Linked DNA regions of Mus musculus: all the other regions are linked to region 1. A link is a loop called in an ENCODE intact Hi-C map of the cell type or tissue named here. Cell type or tissue: left cerebral cortex. All regions are shown on one strand. Each heading gives the region's core, and the rest is flanking DNA. Links, peaks and the distances in the headings are about the cores only. Region 1 holds the start of Cd300lg (CD300 molecule like family member G). Region 2 overlaps Gm11586 (a long non-coding RNA gene). Region 3 has its middle 18 kb from the start of Gm33662.

Region 1 (8,280 bases), core at 1,546-6,545:
CCATCTATCTAAAAGGTAAAATAGACAAAAACAAATCAAATAAAGACAGAAAAATCAAAATTAGACAATTTTGCACTGGTGAGGGCTGGAATTGATTGGAGAGCCTTTCAGATAACAGAACCCACTCACCAATGTTAATTTATTGCTACAGCATTAGGAATGGAACCCTGGCCGGGGGTGGTGGCGCATGCCTTTAATGCCTTTAACTTGGGAGGCAGAGGCAGTAGGATTTCTGAGTTTGAGGCCAGCCTGGTCTACAGAGTGAGTTTCAGGACAGCCAAGACTACACAGAGAAACCCTGTCTCAAAAACCAGAAAACAAACAAACAAACAAACAAACAAAACAAAACAAACAAAAAAAGGAATGGAACCCTGGATCTCACACGTTCCAAGCTAATGGGCTCTCGTGAGGCTTTGATATTGCTGTTACTGTCCAGTTCGAATTGTCACAGAGACCCACTGGTGACAGAGACCCACTGGTGACTGGGTCCTGGCTCCTGGGCCCATCTTCTGAACAGAGATAAAGGTGGCATCGATCCGTGTTTGAATCATGCCCACTCTGCTTCCTGTCTCAACCTTAGGCCAGAAGCTGAGCATCTCGGAATTTCTGTGTCCCATTTGTGAAGTGGTCATTCAGAGAGCTACCTAGCCCTCACAGACCAGAGACTGGGCTGCCTGTACTCTGGCCTCCTCTCGTCTTTTCCCTGGGTTCCCCCAGGATATAAAACGTGGAAGCAGTGTGCAGAGGCTATCAGCATGGTGAGGCCAGTGCATGGTTAGGGGTCACTGTGGGCCGGGCCTGGGGTGCAGCCATAGCTGGCCTGACCTCAGGAGGCTATGGGTATATTTGTGACACAGGGGACGTGCAGGTACTTCTTTGTCCCCTGCGATGGTCATCTTGTCCCCATCCCATGGTAGTCTCCCCTAACATGTCTAGGCCAAGAATGACAAGGATAGCTCCTAACAGGCAGACTTGCCAGTGCAGAGGCACACTGCGGCTTCCTCTCTAAGTTGTCCCCAGTGCTCAGCAGAGTGTCCCTCCCCACGTCCTGGAGAGGCCTGGTGAGATTGGTACCAAGACTGCCCCCTTCTGTAATGGGGACACTGAAGCCATGGCTCAGATGCTCTCACCCATCCTAGTCTCCTCTACATCCCCCCCCCCCCCCCCCCCGCAACCCAGGTAGGGGGAGGAGTCCATTACCTGGAAAGACAATGAGTGTAACCTCAAAAGACTCATCGCGGCCCAGTCTGTCAATCCCACACCAGTACTTCCCTGAATCCTTCAGGGTAAGGTCCCTCATGATCACGGTCATCGAGAGCTCTTGGGGACTGTCTCGGATGGACATCCTGCCTCGAGTCACCTCCTGGTCCTGATTTGCGTAGACAATGTCACCGCAGCGTGACACCAGGATGCCACCCTGCCGGCACCAATACTTCCTGTGCTCCTTCATCTTCTCCACGTAGGTACACCGCAGGGACACGGTGTCACCTTCAAATCCACTGATCTCCTTTGGACCCTTCAGGGCTTCATAACCTGAAAATGCAGCGTGAAAGGAGATGGGATTTCCACGGATCCAAGTACCAGGCCGAGAGCAGAAGTTCCCATTTCATGGGGATGAAGGGAGGCGTTCTTGTTAGAACATCTTGGGCAAACCATAGACCCCCAGGGTTCTCCCTTCCTCTGGGGAACCTTAGAACAAACATGTTATTTGAGAGACACAAGTCAGGCTGGCCAGATGGCTCGAGGGGTAGAGGAGCTTGCGGCTAAGCCTGACAACCTGAGTTCGATCCTCAGGAAGGAGAGAATAGATTCCCAAACGTTGTACACGGACCTTCCTCACATGTACTACAGCATTCATGGACTAATGTGTGCTCATATATGCACACACACACACATGATAAACACATGTAACAAAACCCTTAAAAACAGTGTGAGTTAATGTTATATATTTTTAAGGGAAAACCAAGCAAACATGGCCAACTGAGCAACTGATGTCAGTTACAAGATGTGATGTCTGTCAGTTACAAGATGCGATGTTAGTTATAAGATGTGTCCTGATGAACCCAGCCTGGGGGGGGGGTGCTCTTGATTCAGTTACTTGGAATCAGAGCAAGTTCAAGGCCAGTCTGTCTGAAGCATAAAATGGAGAGAAGGCTAGGGATATAGCTTAGTGGCAAAGCACTCATTTAGCATGCTCCGGGGCCTGGGTTCCACCCCTCCCCCAAGCATTGCCAAGGAGAAAGAAAGGATAAAAAAATTACAAAAGTAAAGAAAGCTTTGCTCCCTGTGGGTGACAGTGTGGTTACTTACTGTCCAGCCCTTTGCCCTCTTGCAATGAACGCACATTTTATAAATATGTATATGTATGTATATGTGTGTGTATGTATATGTGTATATGCGTATGTATGTATGTGTGTATACATATATATTATATACATGCATATACCACACATACTCTCTTTCTCACACACACACATACACAGACACACACATACTAACAATAATAAAATTAAAAAGTAAAGCAAGAAAAAAATGAAAGCAAAGAAAGAAAAAGCAAACTTAGTAGGTATTCAACCAAGTTAGCTGAGCTAACAGGGTAAGTGGATGTATGCTTGCTGCCCTGTGGTCAGAGAGGTTCTGCAGAGCCAGGGAACCCAAGGGAGAAAGACCCTGGGCTCAAGGTGCAAGAGCAGCAAGTGCTGAGCTCAGGGCTGCTGGGCTGCAGATGGGTTGTGAAATAGGGATGTATTCCACCCCACCCCACCCCACCTCCTCATGGTGTGGAGGGAAGGCATAACCACAGACCACAAGAGCGTGCTCAGGCCTGCATCTGTAAGCCCCTCCATCCCAGCCACCTCTGACCCCTCTCACCTGGGAGCACCAGGCAGCCCCATAGCAGGACCAGAGGCCTCATGGTGGGTGCTGGACACTGCAGTTGCCTGCAATTGGGAGCTCTTCTGAGCTTTAGCTTCTGCCGGGCTGGAGCCAGGAAGGGAGGGGTGGGGGGCGGGCCATCGAGCTCAGCTCCGCCTTGGAGGGCCTTCTGCTTTTTCCTTTACTCTTTTCCCCCTTCTACCCAGTGCCAGTTACCACAGGTTGCAGACCCACCCAATCTCCAGCCCCTACTTAGCCTTAATCTGTGATTTGCCTGTGTAATTCATCATGGCCTTTGGGAACCTCTGATATATTGTTTTTCCTTTTGCACATGCCTTTAATCCCAGAGCTTAGGAGGCAGAGGCAGGTGGATTTCTGAGTTCGAGGCCAGCCTGGTCTTCAGAGTGAGTTCCAGGCTATACGGAGAAACCCTGTCTCAAAATAAATAAATAAATAAATAAATAATTCTCAGAGGTGTGCATAACTTGACACTGCTACTATAAGAATCACAAACCCTGGAACAACCAGTCATTGCTGATATCCCCAAATACTTCACTATTTGGGAAATTATTAGTTTTTTGACCTGCCCCTGGATCTGAGTATTAAAGTACTAAATATGGAAGCTTATTTGTTAATTAGTAAATCACTGATAATATATTTTAAACTATATCCCTATTTTTAGCATCTTAATTTAAGCTTATTATTTTCATTGTATTTATTTTTCATGTGCATGGATGGTTTGCCTGCGTGTCTGTGCACCCTGTGTACGCAGTTCTCACAGAGGCCAGAAGAGGGCACTGGATCTCCTGAGGCTGAAGTTACAGATGGCTATGAGCCACCATGCGAGTGCTGGGAATAGAACCAGGGTCCTGGAAAAACAACCTGTGTTCTTAACCGCTGAGCCACCTCTCCAACACTCTATTTTTAGTTTATTAAAAATTTAAAATTATATTTTCAGAAAGCAACTTTATAGAGTCCACCTTCAACATTTTCATAGAGTCCAGGAATCCAGCTGAGAATATCAGGCTTGTAAAGGCCATCTTGTCGGCCCTTCTTTATTTTAAACACGTGAACTTGTTTCATATGCATATGAGCCATTATTTTGGGGTGTGGGAGATCTGTAAGCTTCTTCTCTTCACACTGCTGAAGTGTGAAGGGTAAAAAATTTAAAGACCAATTATATAGCCCTTCTGATCAGCATCCCATTGTCTGGGATGCAGTACCGTCATTGGCCACAGGGCGGCGGCTTCAGCAGGGCTGAGCTGAGCTCTGCGGGAGCTTTGGGTCAGCTGCTTTGAAAGGCGGGTCCCCTGAACCGAGCGCTTTGTCTTGCTGGACACTTGCAAAAGTTAATCAGTGGCTTGTTTCCCCTTTGCAGACTTGCTTATTGCTTCAAGGGAACAGAACAAACGCACGCTAGAGGGAGCTCTGAGCCATTTTCCAAAATAGCTGTCTTTCAGGCTTTCAAAGTCAGTATGACATCTAAGCAAATATTTATATTATACAGATAAGTAAGAACGGAGGGAAGGCAAGGATTGGAGTATTACAAGTAACTCACCTTCTGCCTTATAAAATCACTCTTAGTATTTTGGTATGTTTCTTTTCGACCCCTGGGGGTGGGGTAGGAGTTGTTAAAGCCCAGTTGTTGTGAGAGGGGAGTTTGTTCTTGTGGCTCTGGTAATAGAGGGCGTAAGTATTACATTTATTTATTCTCATGTTTTAAGTGTGTATGAGCACGTGAATGTCATAGCATGCTATGAACAACGTAGGACAACGTGCAGGACTCAGTTCTTTCTTTCCGCCCTGTGGGCTCCGGGCATATACCACAGGTCGTATTGTTTGGCTGCGAGTGTCTTTACGAACAGAGCCATCTCTCCAGCAACAGGGCACATGTCTTGATTACACAGTGCTTGGCAGGCATTCCTGCTGTTTACTGACCTGGAATATGTCATCATGAAACCCTACTGACCTCAGTCCGGAACATGACTCCCTTTCCTGTGTACAGATCACCCAAGAGAAGTGGTTTTTGCAGTTTGAAACATACACACACACACACACACACACACACAATCTACTCTAGCTTTGCATGGTATATTTCTGCACGTCTTTATTTCTAGATGTTCCTTGTTCTTTGTGTCTAGCTTATTCATCATAAGCAGGGCAAGCGCTTGACACTCCATTATATTTTTAGGGCTGTAGGAGCTGGCCCCTGACATTTTTGAAATATGTGCTTTTTAGTAATAAATTGTTTTCTTTTTATTTCTCCCCCCAGCGTAGCTGGGATATTATAATATTTAAAACATTAAGCATAGAACAGGCACAGTATTCATGATTGTCGTTTCAGGGGAATATGGAAGTTGTTACCAAATGCTTCCTTATACAGATGGAGCACTGGGTTTGAAGCTTGCCCCCCCCTCCATACTCTTCACCTGTGTATTTAAACATCATTACCTCTTCGCCCCCTGCCCCACACCTTGCCCAGGAGCTGACCTGGAGGACCTGGTAAAAACCAGATCTTTTAGAGTTTAGAGTTTAGAGTTTAGAGGTTAGAGGTTAGAGGTTAGAGGTTAGAGGTTAGAGGTATGGCTCATGGATTAAGAGCATTGAGCAGTCAGGGCTCTTACCTGATGAGCCATCTCACCAGTCCCAAAACACCTATTTTTAATGATGGTTCTTAAATGCTTTAACCTCCCTTGTAGCCCATCACTCACCAGAGGTAGTGGGAAAGAAAGGATACGGGTGGGGGGCAGGGGAGTGGAACTGTTTAGAAAGGTTCTTTGGAGCAACCCCTGTCTGTTTTGTCTGGAAATCAGCAGTTCAGTTCACAGGTTAGCAGTGGCAGCTCAATCCACTTGCAAACACTTCACAGATACACCAGCAGTCCAGTTTGGTAGAGTCGGTTTAGCAAACATGAATCAGCAGCAGCGACACTACCTAGCAGAGACAGCCAGGCGTCAGCCTCGTCAGCCTCGGCATAAGTCAGCAGGAGGGACCAGAAGAAACACGCAAATGCATGTTTGTCTCAGCTGACATCACTCTGCCAGTCAGCCCGAGTCTGAGGAAGTGGCAAGAAACTGCAGCACACCACCAGAAGGCTTTTGGTATCCACAAATGCAGCTCAACTATGCAGTGTAAGGTCATCGGATCCCTAATACAGATGGTTGTAAACCACACTATTGTTGCCGGGACTTGAACTCAGGACCTCTGGAAAAGCAGCCAGTGCTCTTAATGACTGAGCCATCTCACCAGTCCTCACTTTTTATTCTTCAATTGCCTGTATATGGGTGTTTTGCTGGAGTGTCTGTGCACCATGTTGGAGTAGGGCCTGAGCAGTCCTGAAGAAGGCGTTTAGTTCCCCTGGCACTGAAATTACAGATGGTAGTGGGTGCTGTAAATCACACCCAAACCCTCAGGAGGGAAGACCCATGCTTCTAAGTGCAGCTCCATTCCTCTCTCTAAGCCTTGGTGAGTCTCCCAGAGCACACACCCAGCACCGTGGAGCAGCTAAGTCGAGCATGTACTGCATTGGGGCAGGCTCCCAGGAAAATGAACAAGGAGGTGTAGTGACATACGCCTAGTCCATCCCCCAGCCTCTGACCCCCATTCATCAGTCAAATCAGCCAAGACTTGGGGAGAGGCCAAAAGCACCAACCCAGCAGGCTCTGTCCTATGGCAGGGCACATCAGGACTGGAAAGGGGCCTTCTCAGCAAAGATTGTGCTCTATGAGATGGGAAGCCATTAACTCCGGAAGAGTCTGTCCCAGACAGCTACCAGGCTTGCGGTAGACACCCTGTGGGCAAGAGAGACTCCTGCGTGTTCAGCTCTTGGGATGCTGTAGAGCAGCTGAGCCCACACAGGTGTGATGTGTCTCTCACTCGGTCCTCTGTTCCAGCTTCCCCATCCCTGGCAGGTGCGAACTGTGTTTTAACTGGTGCTACAAACAAATCGGAGTCTGTTAAAGTATCTGTGTCGGCTCTTCTAACAGTTTTCAGGCTGAGGAATAGAATCGCCTTGGTAGCAGCGGGGAGGGCGGCCAGAGCAGAGCAGAAAGCCCACCTCGCTCAGGGGCTGGGTGAGAGAGAAGCTGTCCCTCATGCTGGCGGATTCTGCATCTGCGATTCAAACAAACTCAGATGGAGAAAGGGGGGCTGGGGGAGTCCAGGAAGCTAGATACTGGTGAGATAGCCATGCAAGCCTGAGGATTTGAATCTGATCCTCTGAAGCCACGTAGAGATGGGGGAAGAGATCTGATCCCACAGAGCTGTCCTCAGACATGCAAACTACGGCACAACCCTTAGAGGTATCATTCAGTGACAGAGAATTTACCTAATGTGCAAGACCCAAGTTTGATCATCAGCAAACACACACACACACACACACACACACACACACACACACACAGAGAGAGAGAGAGAGAGAGAGAGAGAGAGAGGCTCAATAATTAAAAATTTTAAAGAGATTTATTTATTTTTTATTTTGTATATAAGAGTGTTTACTTATGTCCCACATACATGCCTGCTATCCAAGGAAGCCCCAGAAAGGGGTGTTGGATCCCCGGGAACTGGAGCTATAGAAGGTTGTGAGCTGCCATGTAAGTGTTGAGAATTAAACCTGGGTCCTTTGCAAGAGCAGCATACTGAGCCATCTCTCCAGTTCCAATAAAAAAAAAATTTTAAAGTCCAGAAATTTTTAGAGAAGCAAAATTTGAGTTTGCTACATGCTAAGTAGTACATTGTCTGCATGTGGACAGAGTGACATGGGCAGACCCTGCTGTAGGCCCCAGCATTTCATAGATCAGACCCTCAGCATCTCTCGGGTGCTCAGGAGTCAGGCATTGTCCGCTACACCTTTGCGTGTGTGTGTGTGTGTGTGTGTGTGTGTGTGCACTTGAGTGTGTGTGCACGCGAGTGTGTGTGCATGTTGTCAGGGATCAAACTTAGGTCCTCAACATGTGAGGTAAATGCTTCTATTACTGAGTTACACCCTGGCCCTTAATTTATCTCTTTTTGGACTCTGCCTTTAAGCCACCCAGACTGGCCTTGAACCCACTCTGTATTCACAGGCCTTGAAATCGCAAGCCTTCTGCCTTCTGCCTCGGCCTCCCAAACAGCTTTGATAAGAGCCGATGACAGCAGCCCTGGCTCTTCAGACGTATGATGGCTGCATCTCTAGTGAACTTGGCAGTGTTCTCTAAGCTTACAGAAGAACAACTATTGATATGGTGCCTTCTTTGTATCAGGTATTTGAAGCCACCCATGAACGAGACATGCACAAGTTAAGGCAAACACAATGACATTTTATAGAAGGGTCTTGAGCATTAATGTTTGTTAATCTGGGGGAGGTGTACTAGAATCAACGCCCCGGGGATACTGAGAGATGACTATATATTTTAAAATCTCCCTAAG
Region 2 (8,280 bases), core at 1,814-6,813, 98 kb before region 1:
CTATAACTTTCACCCTAAAACTCCTCCCTGACTTCAGGGTCTCCAGCCTTCAATAAGCTGCCCTTCCCTCCTGGCTGTTCTGCATCTGAGAGCTCTCCCTTCCAAACATCTCTTCCTCTTCCTGATCTAGTGCCCTTCATCTTTGTCCCAGACTGGAGGTCCCTGGAGACAGGGCTGCTGCCCCCTTCCTCGGACTAGGGGATTCCTGAGTGTCCACCTACCCGTTCAGTTCAGGAAGTGTCATCAATGTAACCCCATTATCCCTGACAGATACTGGCTGGGCTCCCACCTAGAGGGCTGTGTCCCCAGGCAGCCAATGGGACCCAGGTATACCCGAGTGAATGATTAACACCAAGCTCATGGACCTGGGGCCACTGGGTCCCAGCTGCTTCCTACTTACGGAAGGCCAGCCTCTACATGAATACAATATATATGAACAGCGACTTGACCTTCCAACAAAGCAAAAGCCTCCCATGGCGGACTCCTCAGCCCTAAGAGTGGCGGCTCTCCTTCTCTCCCCACTCCTTATCCTTTCCTATTATTTTGATTGTTTCTGAGACACAGTCTCAGTGCCATTCCCCCCATCCCCCCACCCCCCCCATCCTAGGATCTTAGTGTCTTCACCCCTACCCCCATGCTGGGATTTTAGGCATGCACCTCCACCGTGTTCCAAACTCAGATTCCCTTAATACTGCAACAAGCATTTTGCTAACTGAGCCATCTCTAAAGAGCTTCTGTATCTTAATTTCTTTTTAAAATGTACATTGGGGGGCTGGTGAGATGGCTCAGTTGGTAAGAGCACCCGATTCCTCTTCTGAAGGTCCAGAGTTCAAATCCCAGCAACCACATGGTGGCTCACAACCATCTGTAACAAGATCTGATGCCCTCTTCTGGAGTGTCTGAAGACAGCTACAGTGTACTTACATATAATAAATAAATAAATAAATACATAAATAAATAAATAAATCTTTAAATGTACATTGGGGGACTGGCTAGATGGCTCAACTGATAAGAGCACTGACTACTCTACCGAAGGTCCTGAGTTCAAATCCCAGCAACCACATGGTGGCTCACAACCACCCATAATGAGATCTGATGCCCTCTTCTGGTTTTTCTGAAGACAGCAACAGTGTGCTTATTTATAATAATAAGTAAATCTTTGGGCTTGAGCGAGCGGGGCCAACCAGAGTGAGCAGAGGTCTTAAATACAATTCCCAACAACCGCATGAAGGCTTACAACCATCTGTACAGCTACAGTGTACTCATATACCTTAAATAAATAAATAAATAAATAAATAAATAAATCTTTAAATGTGCATTGGTGTTTTGCCTGCATGCATGTCTGTGTGAGAGCGTCAGATCCCCTGAAACTGGAGTCACAGACAGCTGTGAGCTGCCACGTAGGTGCTGAATTGAACCCGGGTCCTCTGGAAGAGCAGCCAGTGCTCTTTACCAGCGAGCCATCTCTCTAGCTCCTGGCATACTTTCAAATTAGAAAAAAACGAAACAAAACAAAACAAACGCTTTTGTGTATATTATGGATGGAGACACTGATACACACAGGTTTCATTTTTTTTCTAAGTGTAGTTTTCCTCCAAGCCATAAATATATAAAAAACATTTTTTTGGAGGCAGGGTGTTGATGTGTATCCCAGGCTGTTTTGAAGTGTTTGCTTGTTTGTTTGTTTGCTTGTTTTGAGGTGTTTGATACTCCTGCTTAAGCTTCACAAGTGCTGGTAAAATATTCATGTAAATTCTGAACGCAAATACCTAACACATGAGCAGTGAAAAACCAAATGAGCTTTTGGACTTAAGAATTTCAGTTTCGGGGGTTGGAGAAACGGCTCAGTGGTTAAGAGCACTGGCTGTTCTTCCAGAGGTCCTGAGTTCAATTCCCAGCAACCACATGGTGGCTCACAATCATCTGTAATGGGATCTGATGCCCTCTTCTGTGCATGTAGCTGAGCACTCATACACAAAAGTAAACAAATAAAAAATAAATCTAAAAAAAAAAAAGAATGCCAGTGCCAGGGGACTGGAGAGACAGGACAGCCGCTAAAAGCGCATACTGTGCAGGCTTCTGCATGTCCAAGGCACACATAAACTTCCTCAAGGCCTCTCATACACACATGCAAAGAACGGTTTAATCAATTTCACTTCCAAGTGTTCTACCGCTGTATTCCAGCAGGGGGTGCTAAATGCGTTGTTTTCCCCTATTACCCTGGGGTTTTGTGGAATGATAGATTATCAGAAGTGGCACTGACCTTCAGTTTTGAGACTTTTTGATGGTTAGAAGGAGGGTGGGAAGAAGAAGATGAGAAAGATGAGGATGGGGGTGGAAAGAGGAAGGAGAGAATCTGAGGATCTGGGAACTTAAGAAAAATCTGTTGTCTGGAAAACAGTAGGGAACTCCCCTGGGCACTATTTGAAACATTTGCCAGGTGTTTGCTTTCTTTTCGTTTCTTATTTGTTTTGTTTCTTTCTTTTTCCCTTTGCTTCTGTTTTGTTTTGCTTTTTGTTTTTTATTTTTTGTTTTCCTCTGTGTAGCCCTGGCTGTCCTGGAACTCACTCTGTAGACCAGGCTGGCCTCGAACTCAGAAATCCACCTGCCCCTGCCTCCCAAGTGCTGGGATTAAAGGCGTGCGCCACCGCGCCCGGCATTCCCTTTGCTTCTTTTATTTGACAGAGTCTCATGGAATCCAGTGTAGCCATGTTTGCTTCTTTTATATTTCTGTACTTGTTATGTGTTTGTGCATGCATGCCCATGAGTACCATAGCACACACAGTCAGGTTGTGCACACACAAGCCCAGCCTGGAGTCAGCTCCTTCTACCCTGCTAATCCTGGGGCTCCAACTCAGGTCTTTAGCTTGGTGGTGAGTGCCTTTAGTCACTGAACCATCTTACTTCTTACCTCCTGCCTTCACCTGCCAAAGGCTAAGACTCGGTGTGCTGAGCATTGGTGGCACAAGCCTTTAATCCCCGAACTTATGAGGCAGAGGCAGGCGGCTCTCAATGAGTATGAGGCCAGCCTGGTCTACCCAGTGAGTTCCAAGATAGCCAGGGCTACACAGAGAAACCCTGTTTAATTAAAGACTTATTTTATTTATATGAGAACTCTGTCTTCAGACACACCAGAAGTGGGCATTAGATCACATTACAGGTGGTTGTGAGCCACCATGTGGTTTCTGGGAATCGAACTCAGGACCTCTGGAAGAGCAGCCAGTGGTCTTAACCGCTGAGCCATCTCTCCAGCACCCCCTTCCCCCCGAAACCCTGTCTTGAACACGCCCTACCAAAAAATAAAAAATAAAAAAGGTTGTAAAGTGTATTGCACCTAGCTTCAGCATGGGGTACTAGGGACGAGGGCCACAGTATTTCAGGTTTGCTGGGCAAGCACAGTATCAATTCAGTCCTGTGCAATACCAGTCTTCCCACTGATTCCTTGAAGCAGGCATTATCATTAAAGAGTCCCTAGGAGGCTGGATTCAGACACATGTTGGTGAGGTGTTTTCTAGAAGGTGGTCGGAAATGAGGCCTGCCATTTAAGAGAGCGGATCTATCTGGAAAGGTCCCTGGGGTTTGACAGTTGAAGCTCACTTCATGTAACAGAGGATACACATTTAATGTGTCCCTAGAGTGGGTATCAGCTGCCACGAGGGACTGTAGAAACATGAGCCCGTGGTAGACCAGGAGTTGGAAGTATGCCAGAGTTACCCCAGGATCACTCAGAATTCATGGTTGGAACATCTCAAGCAGGAACAGTCCACAGTGTGAATACCCCAGTGACTGAGAAGAGCCCTTGAATTCACCCACTAGTGACTTCCAGAGGGCCGGGGAAGCCAGAGAGCCAGGATAGGGGAAGGGCCTCGAACAACCGTAGGCTTGGAACTCCTAAAGAAGCTATAAGTCATGGCTGAAATGTGGGGTGTGTTTGGCTGTGTGTGTTATATGTACGAGTTTGGGCACATTAGTGCTGTGGCATTTGTGTGGGGTCAGGATAACCTTGGATATTGGTTCTCACCTTCTACCTTATTTTTGAGACAATGTCTCTTGTTCAACACAGTTAGCTCCTGTGGGTAAATTCATGTATGTCTCTGTGTTACAATGTTACAGATGGTCAATTAGTGGGTGTTTCGGAAGTTTCTGTGGGAAATGAACGTGTGAAGGGAAGGCCTGCGGAGTGTCAGGGTTTATGACCATGTCCTTAAAATGAATATTCAGTGTCTGCTACTTGAGAACGCACTAAATGTATTACATGTAGTTACAAGTAGTGGCCACCAGAGGGGGACGCCGACTCGCAGCTCCGTCCGAGGACGTGGCGCTTTCTCGTTCAGGAGCGCAGTGCTGAATCCGCGGAGGGAACCCTCAAGGGGGGCTGGCGGGACCCCGGGCCACTAGTGCTCGAGCTTGCCACCCCGCCTGTATTAGGAGTCAGAGCCTAGAAGATGGAGCCCTCCTTATTATTTTTCTGGGCACCATGTCAGATCTTAGCCCAGAAGGGGACCTGAGTGATGACTTGTGTGGAGTGGGCTGCGGTGGGGTATGGTGTGGTGGCCAGGGGATGGGGCGCCCTGAAAGCAACTTGGAGAACCACTGCAGGAGTTTGGGAAGTTGGCGCTTGAGAGCAGATGGTGTAGAAACCCAAGGTGGGCCGCTGGGGTGGTTACAATAGGGTTACTTACTTTTTAAAAATAAAATACATTTTTGTTATAAAAGTAATTTAGGAAAATTCCTGGAAAACTTGAAACTTGGTTAAACAAAACTTACAGTCTACAAATGTATTGCATTTGATCTGTTTCCTTCGACGTTCTTCTTTTTATTTCATGAAATTTCTTAAAAATTGAAACAGGGTCTTGCTCTGTAGCTTGGGCTGGCCACATCCTGGCAACGCTCTTCAGTTTCTTCTTCTGCACTTTAAAACCAAGCAAGCAACGAGCAACAAAAATCCCCACATCATCTCAAGCCAGTGAGATGGCTCAGTGGGTAGAAGCCCTTGCTGCCAAATGGCTGACCAGAATACGCACAGTGGAAGCAAAGAGCCGACTTCCTCAAAATGTTCTCTGACCTCCACAGGGACTCTGTGACGTGCGCATACACTGATGCACACAAATAGATAATGTAATTAAAAGTAAAAATAAAGGGGATGGTGAGATGGCTCAATGGGTAAGAGCACTGACTGCTCTTCCAAAGGACCTGAGTTCAAATCCCAGCAACCACAGGGTGGTTCACAACCACCCATAATGAGATCTGACGCCCTCTTCTGGTGCATCTGAAAACAGCTACAGTGTACTTATTTATAATAATAAATAAATCCTTAAAAAAAAAAAGTAAAAATAAGGGCCAGGCATGGTGTTACACACCTTTAATCCCACAGCAGAGTCATGCAGATCTCTGTGAGTTCCAGGCCAGCCTGGTCTACAGAATGAGTTCTAGGACAGCCAGGGCTACACAGAGAAACCCTGTCTGGAAAACAAAACAAACAAACAAACAAAAAATCAAAAAGAAAAAAAGAAAGAAGGAAAAAAAATAAACAAATTAAAAAACAACTTGAAAACAAAGGATGAGAGGAAAAAGAGTCTTACTAGGTGGGCTTTATGGTCTAACCATGTAATCTGAGCTTTTGGCGGTAAAACCTGAAGGGTCAGGAGTTCAAGGTCACCCTTTACTATGTATTGAATTTGAGCTAGCCTGGACTACATGAGATTCTGTCTACAAATGAACAGATATTATCTTCATCTTTTTTTTTTCAGGGTCATGAACAACTGAATCAGTAGAGGCTCGGCGTGCCTGGCTGACAGCAGCAAATTCCAGCTCTTCCTCTAGTGCACCAGGCCCTCAGCCTCTCTCTGTGGTTTCTCCTGTGACTCTTGTCAAGATCTCTTCCCAAAACAGCTGGATTTTTTTTCTTATTATTTTTCCATGGTTTGACTTATTTTTCCATTTAACTGTTAAAGTAGACTTTGTTACATCTATTAATTTCCTCTACACACACACACACACACACACACACACACACACACACACACACACACACGTGCATGCCACAGAACTTGTGCAGTCAGAAGACAACTTTGCTTGTCAGCTCTCTCTTTCCTCCAAGTGGATCTTGCGGATCAAACTCAGGTCCTCAGGCATGGCATCTTGTGTGTTTACCAGCTGAGCCGTCCTGCCCCACATCTGACTCTAATCTACCTGGGTCTCCAGGCATGCTGGGTACCAAGCTGGCGTTTAATCTACCTGAATTAGTAGGGCTGGCCGTTTTGGACAGTGCCTGCTCGTCATCATCCTGCCCCATCTCTCCTGACTGATGTAGGAGCGGGGTGTAGGGTACCCACTCCTTACCCTGTCTCTTTCCTGGGACTGTTTTAGGTGATGGGCAGGTCATTGCATGGATGATCCAATAATAATGCATTGGCTTTGAAGCATGAAGGATTCAAAGTTGACTACTTGGAGCTAGTGACATGGCTCAGTGGGTAAAGACTGTTGCTGAGCCTGGCAGCCTGAGAGTGACCTCCAGGGCCTGCCTAGTGGAAGGTAAACTGACTCCTACAAGCTGTAAGCTCTCTCCGTCTCTGTCTCTCTCTCTGTCTCTCTCTGTCTCTGTCTCTCTCTCTCTGACTTTGTCTCTCTCTTTCTCTGTCTCTCTCTGACTTTGTCTCTCTCTTTCTCTCTCTGTCTCTATCTCTCTCTGTCCTTCTCTGTCTCTCTGTCTCTCTCTCTCTCTGTCTCTCTCCCTCCCTCTCTCTCTCTTTGTGTCTCTCTGTCTCTCTCCCTCCCTCTCTCTCTGTCTCTCTGTCTCCCTCTCTCTCTGTCTCTCTGTCTCTGTCTCTGTCTCTCTGTCTCTCTCTCACACACACACACACACCACACGGCTGTAAGACCTTAGTAGCATGGGATAGAGGAAGATGAATCATTTCCCCTTTTCCATGCCCCACAGCTCCAGCTGTTACTCTCTCTCAGATCCACTCTCTCCATTTAAACTACAGGCATCTGTGTGTAAGGGTTGGGGTGCAGTGGGGCAGGGGCAGCAGTGTAAAAGGGAGAGTGGAGGTAGAGGGGCGGGGGATGGGGATGGGGAGATGGCTCAGAAGTTAAGAGTATTTACCGCTCACTGCTCTTGCAGAGGACCTGAGTTTGGTTCCCCTGCACCCACCAGGTGTCTCACAAACATCTGCAACTCCAATTCCAGGGGATCTGATGCTTTTTCTGATCTCGTCAGAGACCAGACAGGCACGTGGCACACAGACACACGTGCAGGCAAAAACACTCATCCACAGAAGAATAAAATTCCAACTACAGGTGGTGCTACTCAGTACGAATTCCAGGATTCAGGAGGCTGAGGCAGGGGAATCAGACATTGAAGGCTAGCTGGGCTACTTAGTGAGATCCAGTTGCAAAATAAATTGAAGAATAAAAAACCGAAAACATAACAACAAAAATCAAATTGCGTTGTTTGCTTGTGTGGGCTCTGGGGGCACACAGTGTCTTGTGACAGGTCCTGGAGCAGGGATGGGCACACAGGTGGCCTATGTTGATGGGGACTGCTGAGTGCAGTCAGTGGGGAGGGGGTGGTCTGTGTTGATTTCTCATGAACCTAAGTCTGGCCAGTGTTAGGCTGGAACTCCTGCTTACTCCTCAACTCCTCACAAGCTTGGGGAAGGGGGACTGCCTTCCTCTCAATCCTCCTCCACAGAAGAAACTCCCGCACCTCTCAGGGAAAACTCCCGGCTAACACGTCATCACTGCTCATGCCCCATCTCCCTCATCCTCATCTCCCCATTTCCAGCAACCCACCCAAGAGTGCCCGCCCAGGGGCTCAGTTTTTGACAATGTATGGACACAATCCGAGCTCCTAGCTGGCACAAGCTCTGTAAAACCCTCCTGCTTTACCCTGGATGGGTGACCTTGCCTACTTCCACCCGTGAGATCAGTAAACCCACCCCAGAGGCACCTCCTAATAAAACGGCCTTTATCTACTTTCAATCTGGTCTAATCCGGCCTATATCTGAGTCACCTAGGGAGAGGAAAAGAGTTTCAGTCAGTTTGAGGCAGGAGCAGCTGTCCTTGAGAGTGACCTGCTCAATCCCCCAGGGTGGATAGAGACTTGGATACACAACTTGGGGCTGGGCCAAGCCTTCTCCGATCTGGTCTCAGCCTGCATCCCTCCCACGCCCCGCCCCCATGCCCCCACCCCTCATTTCCCCAAGGGTGTTCATTGTGGCAGAAATCTGCAGCTGGTTTAGGAACAGGGGCAGGCATGGGACCCAAATAAACCAGTCT
Region 3 (8,280 bases), core at 1,774-6,773, 120 kb after region 1:
GTTAGCCACATTCAGGCTCACAGACTAGGGCCTTTCTTTCAGTTCTCATTCATTTCCTGCTTTCCCTCCCCTGCCTCTGGGAATTGTCTGGACTCCCCACCACCTCCCTGACACCCCAGCTGTACCTCCACTCATCTGACCTGCTCGGAGCCTCCCTGAGCACTGGCTCTGTTCTCCCAGCCCCTCCTTGGGTGCCCGCGCTGGGCTCAGAGCCCTGACACTTTGTCCTTGGCTGCTTCTGAAGGCCCTCTGCTGCAGGTACTAGCTACCTCTTCCCAACTCCTGCAGACTCTCACTCCTGCCGACCGGGGCCCTGTTTCTACCCTATCCTTACGTCTTTGCTTCATTCTGTCTCTGCTAAAGTGGAGCCTTTCCATCTAGAGTTCTTTACTTCAGGACTTAATGGTACACATCTGTAGTCTCCCCATATTTGGGAGGCAGATGCAAGAGGATCTTGAGTTCAAAGCTAACCTAGGCTATATAGCAAGACCTGTTCCAAACAATAAAATAATGAGGGCTGGGTATAATGGCACATGCCTTTAATATCAACCCCCAGTGGGGCAGAGAGAACCAGATCTCTGAGTTCCAGCCAGCTAGAGCTACAAAGTGAGACCTTGACTGAAATAATAAATAAAAAGAAACAGGGCAGGCTATGTGCAAAGCCCTGTCCAGGGTGCTAAGGGACAGAGGTATAGTCCCTAAAGTCCCCTGGGTAGTCCCTTTACCCTCTCTTTGTCTCAATCCCTGCCCCACCCTCAAGGCTGGGCCACTTAGGACTCTGTGACTTGAATATCTTCTTTGTGCTTCTGTTTTGTCTTGTCTTTGAGATAGGGTCTTATGTAGCTCAGGCTGGCCTCGGAGCTTTGAACTCTATAAGTAGCTAAGATGACCTGGACCTTCTAATGCTCTGGTCTGCACTTGCTCAGTGCTGGGACTGCAGGTGTGTGTTTTATCACTTTGAGTCTGGCGTTGGGGATCAAACCCTGAGCCTCACACACACCTCATGCTCTCCACTGAAGACTCCTGTCAACTGAGTCGTATCCCCAGCCAAAGGGGATTTCTTTTTAATGATAAAAAGTGACTAAATAGGGGCTGGAGAGATGGCTCAGTGGTTAAGAGTACTGACTGCTCTTCTGAAGGTCCCGAGTTCAATTCCTAGCAACCACATGATGGCTCACAAACATCTGTAATGAGATCTGACGCCCTCTTCTGGAGTGTCTGAAGTCAGTGACAGCGTACTCAAATATAATAAATAAGTAAATAAATAAATCTTTTTTTTAAGTGACTAAATAAAAATACTAATTAAGCATTTAAAATTCCCCTTTTATTGAAAAAGGCAATTCCCACTGCTCATGGAAAATACAGAGAACCAAGCCACAAAGAAAAATGACATAAAGTAAGACAGAGGCTTCTGTCCCTTGTCTGCTGAGGTGGCCTCAGTTCCCCAGCAGGACCTGTTGGGATAAGGACAGTAGAGCCCTGGAGAGCCTCTAGGTTTTTGTTGTTGTTTGTCCGTGTGTGTGTGTGTGTGTGTGTGTGTGTGTGTGTGTGTACTGCAGTAGAGGTTAGAAACCAACATCTCCTCCCACTGTGGTTCCACAGAGCGAGCTCAGGTTACCTCAGGCTTCCATAGAAAGTGCCTTTATTGATTAAGCCATTTTTCCAGTTGAGAGGAAGGTTGCTATTGTTGGTGATTGTTTTGTCTCTTTGAGACAGGGTTAGCCTTGGCTGTCCTGAAACTCACTCTGTAGACCAGGCTGGCCTCGAACTCAAAAATCCACCTTCCTCGGCCTCCCAAGGGCTGGGATTAAAAGCATGTGCCGAGAAGAGAAATCTTAGTGGATGGTGAGGCAGGGGACAGACCCACAGTTGTGAGGTCTGAGAGAGCCAGTCAGAATGGCAAGCCATTCTGGTCAGGAAGCCCGCCCTTTTCCTGCGTCTGTGTGACCTTGCACAAGACTCTTGGCATTCCTGGTGTGTGCCATTTTCTTGAGTGGAGGGGCATGGCACATTTGTCCCTTAGGAAGCCACAGGGGACCTTCAGGTGCTCTAGTGTTTGTACCCGGCAGCATGTCGAATAGTTTGTGGGTAGCCTGTGCTATCCCTGGGACATGCCTCACCTGCATGCTGGGTCTCAGCCTGGGACAGAGTATCTGGAGAAGAGAGACCGTATGTATTTCTTCTTTCCCCTTGGATGCCACAGTGCCCATCCCTGAGCAGGATGGGAAGACAACATTTATTATGTATCTGCTGCACGGTAGACATGACTGAGGCCTCATACACATGGCTAGAGACATGTGGAACTTACATCCACCCACTGTACAGATGGGGAAAATCAAGGCTGGCCATGGTGACTTGACCCTCCAAGGAACATGTGAGGGGAAAATGAATCAACCAAGATGGGGCAGTAGCCCCACAACCAAGAGCTGATCCCCTTATGAGTCTGGACCTTAACTGAGCTTGTACTGACGCATCCTGGGGGCCTGGAGGCAGCAAGAGGTGGCTCCTGATGTTCCCCGGACCGTAGATCCAGCTTGGCTCCCTGCTCCTGGAGCCTCATTCTCCCCCAGGCCACATGATACCACTTCTGGGCACAGCACTCGCCCAGTTTCTTACCAGGCCTCTCTAGGATGGCAGCATCCCAATGCTCTATAAATAGTCTCTCCTGAGCCCCAGACGGCCAGTTGGCAAACATTGTAATTTGCTGAAAAGTTTGGAATGTGTCTAAAAATGAAGACAACAAATGAGACCAGGCTCGGGGTGGGGGTGGCGGGGTGGGGCAGGGTGCAAGTGGCAGATCTGTTTCAGAGGACAGCTGAGGCTCCCTGTTTGGGCCAGAGTCCCCATGAGGGCACCCGTGCCAAGACGCCTCGATGAATGTGAACATGGGAGGTAAATATTATCCTCCCTTCACTGTGCTGTGGTTGCCTCCCATGCTGGCCTTTTCGCCGATGCTCTTGGCCAAAGCTGACAGCAACACACAGGGATCCTGGGAGCCAGAAGAACATCCCAAATAATGCCATTTAATTCCTTTTATTTACAAATGAGGGAGAGATGTCTCAAAACCCCAATAGCATCTAGAAACAGAACAGAGTGCTGAGTCGGCCCCATCCTGGCCAGCCAGCTTGGAGTGAAGTGTTAGAGCCCTGACTTCCTCTGCAGAGCTGCTCCCTGTGTGGTATCTCATCTCATGGCTCTCTCTGGTCCCCCTGAGGGCTGACGCTGGACTAGCTGCTCTTCTGATGTTCCAGCCTGACCCCATCTGGCTGCCTAGAGGCAAAGACCATGGCTCAGGGTAGACCTTTACCCTCACCCCCAGAGCCAGTGAAAGGCTCTCATTAGGACCTCTGAGGCCAGGCCAGCAGTAGGCTCTTCCTGCCCTCAGGGAGAGCTCACTGCAGTAAAAGCCATTTGTCCTTGTCTTCTAGAATTTTGATTTTCCCTTATACGGGAACAAAACCAAGACTAGAACATTGAACAGGAGAAGGGCTGAGACATAGTTTCAGCCAACAAATGCTTGCCTGGACGACATGGTAGATTCCTGGGGTTCACTGGCCAGTCAGCTGAGCCTAACTAGTGAGATCAGGTCCCAGTGAACACTCCCATCTCAAAATCAAGGCAGAGGCTGAGGGGATGGCTCAGTGCACAGAGGTGTTGTACTGGCCTGACTACCGAGTGTGGACTCAGAGGCCACTCCTGAAGCGGGGTGGGGAATGGAGGTATCTCAGGGTAAAGAAGAGAGACAAGACGGGAGACAAGGATGGACATCTGAAGTCCTCTGACCTCACACTTATATGCATGCTCTCACACACATTCAAATACACATACACACACAACAAACAAACAAACAAACAACCCAAGATTAACGGCTTCTGAGGAACAACACCTGAAGTTGACTTCTGGACGCCACACAAATGCTCACTCTCACACACAAACATTTGTGCACACACACACACACACACACACACACACACACACACACACACTGTGGAAGGGTGAGGGTCAGGGAACAGGAAATGAGGCTCTCATCCAGCAGTCTCTCCCTGTGTGTGTGACTTGGGCAAGCCACTTGCCCTTGCCCAGCCTCTGCTTGCCCTTGTGTAAAACTAAATAGTGACACAAGTTTGTAGCAAACATCTGTTATAGGCACGTTCTCTTTAACAACTGCATAAGCAAGACATTTTTATCCCACTTTAGACAAAGACATTGAGGCAGAGAGGTTAGAGAGCTTGTCCAAGATCATACCATTTTTTTTGTTTTGTTTTGTTTGTTTATTTGTTTTTAGTTTAAGACTTACAATGCCCAACCTTCTAAAGTCCCTTTCAGTGCTGATAATTCAGTGATTCCAGACACAGTAGTAACCAGTACTTTAGTACTGATTTAGTTGGTAGCTCCCAGCTTTGGGCTGCTGAAAGGCTTGGCGACAGAGAGCAACAAAGAGTGAGGGATAATCACATTGGTGTGAAGTCTATGCACGACACGGAGCCAGGATGCAAAATACTGGCTCTCTAGAACATTCCACTACCACAGAAGGCACATAGCCCTCTTTAGGGTTGCTTTGTGAGAACTATGGTTGACCATCGCCACCTGGCGGACACATGTGGAACTGCATGGTGGAATTAATTCTTAGGGAGGATGGAGAAATCTTGACTATAACTTGGATATAACTTGGATACTGTCTATATTGTGTGTCAGGCATTAGCACGTGCAGGTACCAGGCCTGACCCCCAGTACAGAGAATCAGGACCTCAAAGACATTGGAGGTCTGTGTTTTTAGACCCAAGCCACAGCCAGAGAACCCCACGGATAGAACAGAAGGGTACTGGAATTTTGCTCAGCGCTCCCTAGTACCACCCATCTAAACTACTAGGCCTTTCCAGACAGATGACAGAACACATTCTTCAGGAATTATTTATGAAAGAAATCTGGGTACCAACAACATGGTTCTTACTGCTGACCTGCATTCGATACCCAGGACTCTCGTGGAAAGAGAGATGTGGTGCCCACCAAGATGCATATGCACATGGTGAGAATTATTTGGTCTAAAATGGCAGTGCTGAGGAGGAGAGTCCTGCATTGAGGAGCGCCAAGGACTCCATTTTTAGGTGTCCAACCCAGTGAGAGACCAAAGCCCATTTGGAAGAGGGGGCAGTGTGGCAGGAAAGTGGGCTGAGATCCAAGTAGACAAGGGATACATCTCAGCGCCACCTAGGTCACACAAATTCTTTGGACTTTAGTTCCCAGCTCTGCAAAGTGGGATTCACACACTGCTTCCATTCATTCTCCTAATCCTGTCATTTCTCCCTGAGTCATCCTTTCTCCTGGTTCACCACACTGGTATCTGGTAGGTCTGGTTGTCATGCCATGGCCACCTCCTGGCCTCTCTCACTTTTGCTCCACAACTTCTGAGTAGCAACCACAACACAGTATCTGAGTTGTCCAGTGCCTTCCCCATTCTTGACCTTATCCACTCTTCCCAGTCTTCCAGAAACATCTATGAGCTCTGTGAACGAATGAGTCTGAGTGAGGCTTGGGCTCCAGTCCCAAGTAATCAGACAGGGACATCTGTGTCTGCCAGTGACCACCTCCCAGCTCACAGGGAGTGGTGCTACTAGGAGGTATGGTCTTGTTGGGGTAAGTGTGGCCTTGTTAGATGACATGTGTCACTGTAGGGACAGGCTCTGAGTTCTCTCTCCTATGCTCAAGCTCCAACCAGTGTGGAACTCAGTCCCCCATTTCTGCTGCCTTTGGATCAAGAGGTAGAACTCATGGCTCCTCTAGTACCACGTCTGCCTGCCCGCTGCCATGCTTCCTGTCATGGGGATAATGGACTGAACCTCTGAAACTGTAAGCCAGCCCCAGTTAAATGTGTTCCTTTATAAGAGTTATCTTGGTCATGGTGTCTCTTCACAGCAATGAAACCCTAACTAAGACAGAAAGCTACACCTCGAATCCAAATGCCTGCCTGAGTCTGGTGTCAGAGCCCACCTTCGCTTGGAATCAGCCCTCCTGTGGCCTCTCCCACATTCCCTACTTGCATTCTTTCATAACACTCCCAAACCCTGTTTCAGAGCTCATTCCCTTAACCTTGCCTTCCTCCTCTTCCAGGAAGCCTCTCTGGGCTTCTGTAGGTAGCCTCTCCCTGCCTCCCTTCCTGTCTTTATTCTTCACTCACCCCTCTCTGGGTAGGGATGGAGTAAGTCAGTGCTGCTATCTCTCCATGTAGCTCCATTGTGAGCAGAATGAGAGTGGTCAACTAGCCTCCTGCCTCCTGCCTCCTGCCTCCTGCCTCCTGCCTCCTGCCTCCTGCCTCCTGCCTCCTGCCTCCTGCCTCCTGCCTCCTGCCTCCTGCCTCCTGCCTCCTGCCTCCTGCCTCCTGCCTCCTGCCTCCTGCCTCCTGCCTCCTGCCTCCCTTGGCACTGAGTGAGAAGACACCATTGGTGGGCATGGTGGCTCAGAGGGTAATGGTGTGCCTGCTTCTAATCCTGATGGCATGCATAGCGGGAACAGAGAACCAAGACCTTCACGTGTATGTGTAGCACCCACATATCCATATACTCCCATGCTCTTCCATATATGCCCACAGAACAAATAAACAAGATGAAATTAGCTTTTAAATTTGAGAACGGGATCACTTTGGCTACTGTGATCTCCAGGCAACACTTTTCACTACACAGTAACTGTGTCAGCTCCAGGATCTTCCCTATGTCCATCGGGTCTCGCAGGACAAACAGTTCATCCTTCGTCTAGCCCCACTTCGCCCCTTTGCATACTCAGTGTCAGGGGTGGGGTGCGGTGGACGCTGCTTCTACTGTAGTTGAACGCTCTAAGTCACAGACTAGGCGGCATTCAGAAGCCTGCGATTTGCTTTGGCTACTGGTGAGCTGTGGTGGTATTAGAGGTCCCCCTCAGCCTGTTGTGGTGGCTCACAACTTTAATCCCAGCACCCAGGAAGCAAAGACAGGCAGATCTCTGAGTTTGATGCCAGCCTGGTCTACCGAGCAAGTTCCAGGACAGCCAGGACTACACAGAGAAACCCTGTCTTGAAAAGACCAAACCAAGGGAAGGAGGAAGAAGAGGAGGAGGGGGAGGAGGAGGAGGAGGAGAAGGAGGAGGAGGAGGAGGAGGAGGAGGAGGAGGAGGAGGAGGAGGAGGAGGATCTGAGCTGCTCTGGGGTCAGGATGACCAGCTGGGAGTAGAGGGGACTGAAACCCTCCATGGAACTCAGGTGCAGAGTCTCCAGATGAGCTGCCTGGCTTAAGCTCCCCTCTGAAAGTCACACACTGAAAATGGAAGCTAGAGGGAACCTGCTGGGTCCACACACAATGCTAATGCCTTTCATACCTGAACCTGGCCTCAGAATCCCTGGTGAACCCCAAGAACCCAAGTCTGAGTCTAAGGTTGCATCCAGACCAGCGGACACAGACCTTCCAGCAGGGGGACCCAGGGGACAGTATTTTGAAGGTCCCTCAGTGAGTGTGGTATGCAACCAGGGGGAAAACAGAGACCACTGGCTGAAGTAGCATTTTGCAAGCTGGCCAGTGGGACCCTTTGGGTCACCATATGGCTTAGTTTCCATCATATCTATGAAGGGGACATGGCAGTGCCCTGCTTGGAGGAGTCGAAGCCGTACCCCAGTCTTCTTGCCCACCAGCACATTTGGTTCTATTTACTGTGGAGTTTATTGTGTTGTTTGGGTTGTGTTTTGTGATTTTGGAGACAGACTCTCACATAGCCCAGGCTGGTTTGGAACTTGCTATCTAGCTGGAGATGACCTTGAACTCCTGACCCTTTTCTCTCCCCTTCCCAAGCACTGAGCCTGCAACACCACACTTTGCCTTCCTTTTGGGGAGCTCACTATGTCACCCAAGCCAGTCTTGAACTCACACTAATCCTCCTGTCTCAGCCTCCACAGTGCTGGGATGGCAGGTGTGTGTCATCACACCGGCTCGTTGTGCATTGGTTTGAATCTAGCCCTCTGCACGCTTGAACAGCCTATTTTCTTTCTTTGTGATTTTCATGCTCTATTCTGTCACCTTGTTCCCTCTGCCCAAGTATCTCTGTCTCCTCTCTCTCTTCTCTCTCTCTCTCTCTCTCTCTCTCTCTCTCTCTCACACACACACACAGAGAGAGAGAGAGAGAGAGAGACAGACAGACAGACAGACAGACAGAGACAGAGACAGATAGAGAGAGGCTGAGATCTTCATCCTTGTTCTTTGCTGCATCCCAAGCATCAAGTGACATGTACTAGTCATAGACCTTGTGGAAGGAATGAATGAA

Evidence for each region. Peaks named below come from ENCODE experiments on the same cell type or tissue, not always from the same donor. Only the 100,000 strongest peaks of a DNase experiment are listed, where the experiment ranks them.
Region 2: a loop joins it to region 1, with 2.5 times the contacts of the local background. A loop is called at or near these places in 2 of 42 quality-filtered maps.
Region 3: a loop joins it to region 1, with 4 times the contacts of the local background. A loop is called at or near these places in 11 of 42 quality-filtered maps.

The regions. Positions count from the first base shown.
Region 1 is chr11:102,036,225-102,044,504 of GRCm38, reverse strand. It overlaps Cd300lg (CD300 molecule like family member G), which reads right to left and starts at 2,994. Exons shown (of 7, transcript NM_027987.3): 1 at 2,872-2,994; 2 at 1,201-1,533. The coding sequence starts at 2,914. In left cerebral cortex, for the core only: a CTCF peak has its summit at 4,129; a DNase peak (open chromatin) is centred at 4,209.
Region 2 is chr11:102,134,602-102,142,881 of GRCm38, reverse strand. Gm11586 (a long non-coding RNA gene) reads left to right here. Exons shown (of 3, transcript XR_880227.3): 3 at 1-763. Among named protein-coding and RNA genes, the nearest start is that of Nags, 6.8 kb to the left of the region's middle. In left cerebral cortex, for the core only: CTCF peaks have their summits at 2,186 (motif pointing right), 4,282 (motif pointing right) and 5,290 (motif pointing left); DNase peaks (open chromatin) are centred at 2,179 and 4,286.
Region 3 is chr11:101,916,129-101,924,408 of GRCm38, reverse strand. No RefSeq gene overlaps it. Among named protein-coding and RNA genes, the nearest start is that of Gm33662, 18 kb to the left of the region's middle. In left cerebral cortex, for the core only: a CTCF peak has its summit at 4,596 (motif pointing left); DNase peaks (open chromatin) are centred at 2,629 and 4,582.